Regions from separate parts of the Homo sapiens genome. Here regions 1 and 3 are each linked to region 2. A link is a loop called in an ENCODE intact Hi-C map of the cell type or tissue named here. Cell type or tissue: mammary epithelial cell. All regions are shown on one strand.

Evidence for each region. Peaks named below come from ENCODE experiments on the same cell type or tissue, not always from the same donor. Only the 100,000 strongest peaks of a DNase experiment are listed, where the experiment ranks them.
Region 1: it touches region 2 in a loop (8-fold over the local background); 14 of 110 quality-filtered maps call a loop at or near these places.
Region 3: a loop joins it to region 2, with 7 times the contacts of the local background. A loop is called at or near these places in 6 of 110 quality-filtered maps.

What each region holds. Positions count from the first base shown.
Region 1 is chr20:18,000,559-18,003,058 of GRCh38, forward strand. No RefSeq gene overlaps it. Among named protein-coding and RNA genes, the nearest start is that of MGME1, 33 kb to the left of the region's middle. In mammary epithelial cell, a CTCF peak has its summit at 1,019; a DNase peak (open chromatin) is centred at 1,113; H3K27ac peaks cover 1,300 bases.
Region 2 is chr20:18,275,455-18,277,954 of GRCh38, forward strand. The region is part of intron 2 of LOC124904876 (a long non-coding RNA gene); the gene reads left to right. Among named protein-coding and RNA genes, the nearest start is that of ZNF133, 12 kb to the right of the region's middle. In mammary epithelial cell, a CTCF peak has its summit at 1,475 (motif pointing left); a DNase peak (open chromatin) is centred at 1,467.
Region 3 is chr20:18,196,176-18,198,675 of GRCh38, forward strand. No RefSeq gene overlaps it. Among named protein-coding and RNA genes, the nearest start is that of PET117, 60 kb to the left of the region's middle. In mammary epithelial cell, CTCF peaks have their summits at 1,382 and 1,811; a DNase peak (open chromatin) is centred at 1,706; H3K27ac peaks cover 1,752 bases.

The DNA of each region.
Region 1 (2,500 bases), 270 kb before region 2:
TATTATAATAGGAGTCAGCACACTGGCTCATCCACCAAATCCGGCTTGCTGCCTGATACAGTCTTTATACGGTCTGTGAGCATAGAGTTGTTTTTACATTTTTAAATGTTTGGAAAAAAAATCAAAAGTAGAGTCTTTTTATGGCATATATAATTTTTATAAAATTGTAAAGATTCGAATTCCAGTGTCTGTAAGTCAAGGTTTCCTGGAACACAGCATCACCCATTTGCTTTTGACTCTGGCTGCTTTCCTTCTGTAGCTGCAGGTTAAGTCGGTAACAGAGGCTGTATGGCCTGCAAAGCCTCAAGTATTTACTATCTGGACTTCTATAGAGTAAGTCTGCCGACTCTCAGTCTAGATGATAGAAGAGGTAGGCTGGCCTAGAGAAATGGCAGAGGAGGTGCTGGGAAGGAAGATTCGAGATGTATTTTGGGAGCCTTGCCTGAGGGTTTGAATGAGATGAGTGATGAAGAAGTATAAATGGAAGGTAAGTTGTAGGTTTAGGGCATGTGTGTTATTTGCTGACATGGGAAAGGCTGGAGGGAGAAAATCCAGGTCCAGCCCCATCTTTTCTCCTCACTAACACTATCAGTTAGCTTTGCTGTGCAATAAATCACCCAGCCTGGGCAACATGGTGAGACTCGCTTCTAGAAAAAACGGAAAAAAACAAAATAAAACAAACTAGCTGGTTGTGGTGGCACATGCCTGTGGTCCCAGCTACTTGGGAGGCTGAGTTGGGAGGATCGCTTGAGCCTGGGAGATAGAGGTTGCAGTGAGTCATGTTTGTGCCACAGCACTCCAGTCTGGGTGACAGAGTGAGACCTTGTCTCAAAAACAAGTAAATAAAAATCACCCCCAAATTCAGTGGTTTACGACTTATTTCTCATGATTCTGAGGTCAAGCTGAGCATTTCTGGTCTGTGCTGGCTCAAGTAGGGCTAGATGATTTAGGATGTCATCACTTAGATGTCTGAGGGTTGGCCTGGTGTCAGCTGGGGCCATGGAGATGCCTGGGCCTGGTGACTCTCATCCTCCAGAGGGCTAACCTGGGCTCTCATTCACGCAGCAGTAGCAGAAGGATTCCGGACAGCAGCAGAACAAGCCCCAGCACACAGCATTTCACAAGCCTCGGCTTGGGCCGTGCTGACTAATGTCTCGTTTGCCAAAGCAGGTCATGTGGCCAAGGCAAGACCAAAGGATAGAGAAATAAATTCCACCTCTTGCAGAGAGGAGCCAAAAACTCACATGGCAAAGGGCTGTGGAACAGGAAAGGGAACAATGGGCCCATTTTTACAACCCACCATGCTAACAGCATGACCCAGGCAAGTTATCTAAAGCTTTTGAGCCTCAGTGTCCTCGTCTGTAAATGGGTAAAATAATAACTACTTCATAGGGTATTCATAAAGACTAGAAATAGCTGGCACATAACATAGTAGTAGCTGTTTTATTGTTATCATCATAATGAAAAAGTTCAGTCCCTGCTGGGCAAACTCATATTTCCCAAACTCCAGTCACTCCTGTGCCACAAAAAAACTTTGTTTTTGCCATATCTGAGCACCACTTAAGACTATTAAACAGGTTCACTTTTTTTTTTTTTTTTTTTTTTTTAGACAGAGTCTCGCTCTGTTGCCAGGCTGGAGTGCAGTGGCACAATCTCGGCTCACTGCAACCTCTGCCTCCCGGTTTCAAGTGATTCTCCTGCCTCAGCCTCCTAAGTAGCTGGGACTACAGGCGCACACCACCATGTCCTGCTAATTTTTTTGTATTTCTAATAGAGATGGGGTTTTACCATGTTAGCCAGGATGGTCTCGATCTCATGACCTCATGATCTGCCTGCCTCAGCCTCCCAAAGTGCTGAGATTACAGGAGTGAGCCACCGTGCCCAGCCCCACTCTTTTTATTTAAAGAAATTAATTTCAGGCTGGGTGTGGTGGCTCACGCCTGTAATCCTAGCACTTCGGGAGGCCGAGGCAGGCAGATCACCTGAGGTCGGGAGTTCGAGACCAGCCTGACCAACATGGACAAACCTCATCTCTACTAAAAATACAAAATTAGCCAGGAGTGGTGGCACATGCCTGTAATCCCAGCTACTCGGGGGGCTGAGGCAGAAGAATTGCTTGAACCTGGGAGGTGGAGGTTGCTATGGGCTGAGATAGCACCATTGAACTCCAGCCTGGGCAACAAGAGTGAAACTCTGTCTCAAAAAAAAAAAAAAAAAAAAAAAAGAAATTAATTTCAAAAGGAAGCATGAAGCATGTTAACTACTACAATGGGAAGTGACTATCACCTGTCCTAAATAGAAGGCAATAAATACATTTATTTATTGTAAAATAAATACAGTAAACACAAAGCAGTGGCCGAGCATGATGGCTCACACCTGTAATCCCAGCACGCTGGGAGCCCAAGGCAAGGGAATCACTTGAGCTCAAGGCAAGGGACTCACTTGAGCTCAGGAGGTTGAGACCAGCCTGGGCAACATGGGGAAACCCTGTCTCTCCAAA
Region 2 (2,500 bases):
TTTCTCTTGTTCTGGCTAAGCAAATTTATTTAGCCTTTTAACCCAAGATTTAAAAGGATTTAGTCAGAATGAAAAGAAATCAGGAACGGGACCAATTTAAGGTTATACTGATAATCACATCGGTAAGTATGGTGAAAATTTACTGAGCAATTACTGTGTGCGAGGCCACTGTTCTGATGGCTTAAATATGTGGACCCATTGAATCCCCACATGACCCACAGAACCTCATGCAGGTTAAGAAATTTCCGCCAGTTCAGCCAGAGGGTGAGTGGCAGAGCTTGCATTGAAACTTGGGCAGCCTCACTCTACAGCCTGTGCTGTTGCCCATAACAGGCGCTTTAGCTGCTGCGTTTGCCTGAATGCTAATAGCCTTCCACTCCCTTTATTACCTTGAGACTGAGCAGTGTGGACAAATGCAGGTAGCTTTCTTGTCCTTCTTTCAAGAATGTTGGGCCAGGCGCGGTGTCTCACGCCTGTAATCCCAACACTTTGGGAGGTCGAGGTGGGTGGATCACCTGAGGTCAGGAGTTTAAGAACAGCCTGGCCAACATGGCGAAACCCCGTCTCTACTGAAAATACAAAAATTAGCCGGGCATGATGGTGGGCGCCTGTAATCCCAGCTACTTGGAAGGTGGAGGCAGAAGAATCACTTGAACCTGGGAGGCAGAAGTTGCAGTGAGCGGAGATTGCGCCACTGCACTCCAGCCTGGCCGACAGAGGGAGACTCTCTGTCTCAGGAAAAGAAAGAAAGAAAGAAAGAATGTTGTACCTGTACATTTAACTTGTTCAACAGTCATTTTCCCAATTACTCCATTTTGCTAGTGGCAAAACTCCTGATAAGCAGATGTTCTGTCCCTGGGCAGTTTCCTTTGGAAACTACTTGGTGTATGGAAGCTTCACACCCTTAGTTAGCTCAAATATGGCTCCATGCATGCATTTCGAGGCCTGAGGATCCATTTCAGCCCACCATTTTGAAAATGCTCATACAATATTAGCTTCAATGGGGACAAGGGCTTTGTTTGGTTGACGCTATAAACAAACAGTAGTTGGCACCAAGTAGACCCTCGGAAAATATGGAATGAATGAATGAAGCCATGCCCTGAGAGCCCTGAGACAATACGTGACACGTCCATACCCCACCCCCTCCAGTCAACAAGAACGAGAATGGCTATATTACTTATCTGCATTTTATTTTAGAGCAGTAACTGACTATGGAATTACAATAGTGTCTTTTTTCCATCTTCTTCAATTATATCCATAGTTAAAATATAATTAAAATTTCAACCTCACAAGATTTGGAAAGATGCAAAGTCAGTGGCTTCCTCTGAGGCCTTAGCTACCCCTTGTCCAGGGAAAATGCTGGCCTCTGGACAACTGAATCCTGACGAGAACACTTGCGCCGGTCCTCTACCTGAATTGCCAAAAGGGCCCGCAGGGAAAGGAAGGAATCACCATGTTTAGGGCGCCCTCTTCTGTTCAAAGGGCTGAAGCCCGTGGAGCCAGGGCAAGGCTTTCAGCGGATGAGCATCTTGGAGCAAACGTCAGAGAACCACATACTTTCATTCCTGGAAAGGGCTTTAGAGATGACTAGTTCAAACTACACATTACACATGGGAAACTGAGGCCCAAAGGGGTCAAATGCCTCATCCACGGTCACACAATTGGTTAAATCTCGAAAGAGGAAGAAACCGGACTCCCTGGCCCAGACCCCTCAGTAACAAGAGGAAAATGAACTCGTAACTCCAGTCTCTTATGCCTTTGTAAAAATCAAGAAAAATTAATCACAAATCTATAGTGCCAATTTCTTACGATTTATACCTTCAACTTCCTGTAATGTCACTATTCACATTTTCAATACGTTAACAAAGGTTCCCCAAGCATAGATTTCCTTAAGAATCAAAGAGAGACTTGCCTCTATTTTTTTTTTTTTTTTTTTTTTTTTTTGAGACGGCGTCTTGCTCTGTCACCCAGGCTGGAGTGCAATGGCATGATCTCAGCTCACTGCAACCTCAGCCTCCCGGGTTCAAGCCATTCTCCTGCCTCAGCCTCCCGAGTAGCTGGGACTACAGGCACCCGCCACCAGGCCCAGCTAATTTTTATACTTTTAATAGAGACAGGGTTTCACCATGTTGGCCAGGATGATCTCGATCTCTTGACCTTGTGATCCGCCCGCCTTGGCCTCCCAAAGTGCTGAGATTACAGGCGTGAGCCACTGCGCCCAGCCGACTTGCCTCTATTTAGTCCAGCCATTCCTTTCATTATTTTTCTCCACAGGCCTCATATTTGAAGGTTTTTAGTCTACCAAGCAAGCCACACTTTTAGAGTAAAAATGCATTTTCTCATTTAAAAAAGTACAGAAACAATGACCATGTATGAGACGTTACGCTACTGATATTATCAAATGAAATTTAAAATGTGAAATGCTTGAAACAGTGATTGATACATTATAAATATGCCAGAGATGTTCGCTATTATAATTCTACAATAACAATCAACAGTA
Region 3 (2,500 bases), 79 kb before region 2:
ACGTTCTCAGAGCCACTGTCTCAGCAACTCCATGAGGTGGTCCTGTAATTGCCTCTATTTTATGAGGAGAAAAGGGAGGCTTGAGAGGTAAAGAAACTCCCCAAGGATGCGCAGATAGTAAAGTAGGGCTAATGGTTAGAGAGTAATGCCATGGCTAGGCCACAGATGGAAGGGATTGCAATGGAATATAAGGGAATATTCTGTGTTCTTTTTTTTTTTTTTGAGAGAGAGTGTCTCGATCTGTCACCCAGGCTGGAGTGCAATGGCGCCATCTCAGCTCACTGTAACCCCTGCCTCCGAGGTTCAAGCAATTCTGCTTCAGCCTCCCAAGTAGCTAGGATTACAAGCGCCTGCCACTACACCCGGCTAATTTTTTATTTTATTTTATTTTATTTTTGAGACTGAGTCTTGCACTGTTGTCTGGGCTGAAGTGCAGTGGCACGATCTTGGCTCACTGCAACCTCCACCTCCTGGGTTCAAGCAATTCTCCTGCCTCAGCCTCCCAAGTAGCTGGGATTACAGGCACCCGCCACCATGCTTGGCTAATTTTTTTTGTATTTTTAGTAGAGATGGAGTTTCACTATGCTGGTCAGGCTGGTCTCGAACTCCTGACCTCGTTATCCACCCGCCTTGGCCTCCCAAAGTTCTGGGATTATAGGCGACAGCCACCGCACCCGGCCTAATTTTTTGTATTTTTAGTAAAGATGGGGTTTTGCCATGTTGGCTGTGGCTGGTCTCAAACTTCTGACCTCAGGTGATCAGCCCACCTCAGCCTCCCAAAGTGCTGGGATTACAGGCATAAGCCACCGCGCCCAGCCTACTGTGTGTTTTTTTTTTTTTTTTTTTTTTTTTTTTTTTTGAGACGGAGTCTCACTCTGTCACCCAGGCTGGAGTGCAGTGGTGCAATCTCGGCTCACTGCAAGCTCTGCCTCCCGGGTTCACTCCATTCTCCTGCTTCAGCCTCCCGAGTAGCTGGGACTACAGGTGCCCGCCACCACGCCCGGCTAATTTTTTTGTATTTTTAGTAGAGACAGGTTTCACTGTATTAGCCAGGATGGTCTCGATCTCCTGACCTCGTGATCCTCCGTCCTCAGCCTCCCAAAGTGCTGGGATTACAGGCGTGAGCCATCACGCCCGGCAGCTATTTGTTTTTAAAGACAGATCTAGCTTTAAAAATGGAAGCAACTTGATCAAAATTCTGTTACAAAATTTTTGAAACCATTGAAGTTTAATGTTAGATAAAAAATTAAATTTAGAGAACTACGTGAGAGGCCACGTGCTGATGCCTCCCCACATTATATTTTGCTCGGCAAATAATAATGCCTTTATTTGCTAAAATGCTAGCTTGTGTCAGTGTCTGCAATGGCTTTTCTGTGCAGGAGTAGGTGCTGTTGTCTGCATTAACCAGGTTTTGGACTCCCTGGGAGCTGAGGCAGCTTTTGTCCTCCCCAGCACTTGGCTGAGGCCTGGGCACATAGAGACGCTCAGTTGCCAAGATCCCCAAAGCAGTGACGGCTTGCCTCCGGAGAACAAGTCCTCTGGACAGCTTACCGCTTTCCTCCCCTTCCCAGAGAGCTAAACCAGTGCTTCCCAGCCTTGCCCTGCAAAAACCCCAACACAGAAGGAGGCACCAGCTATGACCTGGCAAGAACTCACATCCTTTGAGGTTTCATTGTTAAAAATTGCAGCTATGGGCCGGGCGCTGTGACTCACACCTGTAATCCCAGCACTTTGGGATGCCGAGGAGGGAGGATCACCTGATGTCAGGAGTCAGACCAGTCTGACCAACATGGTGAAACCCTGTCCTGACTAAAAATGCAAAAATTAGCTGGGCGTGGTGGTGCACGCCTGTAATTGCAGCTACTCAGGAGGCTGAGATAAGAGAATTGCTTGAACCTGGCAGGTGGAGGTTGCAGTGAGCCGAGATTGTGCCACTGCACTCCAGCCTGGGCAGCAGAGTGAGACTCCGTCTCAAAAAAACAAAAAAAATTACAGGTATGTTATATTCTGCTCTTTAAGTATATCTGATTGTTTTAATATTAAAATGGATTTTTTCACTCCAAAGCTTTGGGTAGAATTGAAACCCTAAGAAGATGGGCAGTTTTAGCTTATGGTTTGGGACACTCTATGAGCCTCCAGAGAGAGAGAGTGTGCGCACAAGCACACACACAAATGTGCACTATCAATCTGAAATTTCATTCTTTTCCTCTTAATGAATAATCAAGGAGTTCAAGACACACTTGTTTTCACTTTGACACTATAATTCGTTTCATTTTGAGAAAGAGAATTTTGAGTTGAAGATAAATGACAGTTGAAAAGCAAACGTGCTACTAATATGTTCACATTTGCCCAAAATGTCTAGTATTCCAGTTAAACTGAATATTGCTAAAGGTTCAATTAAATGAAAAGATATGTCCAGTGAAGGACATTAGGCTCCAAGTGGGATAAAAAGAAAAAGCCTGATCTTAGAAGGTCTTGAGGAAGCAAGGATTGTTGGCAA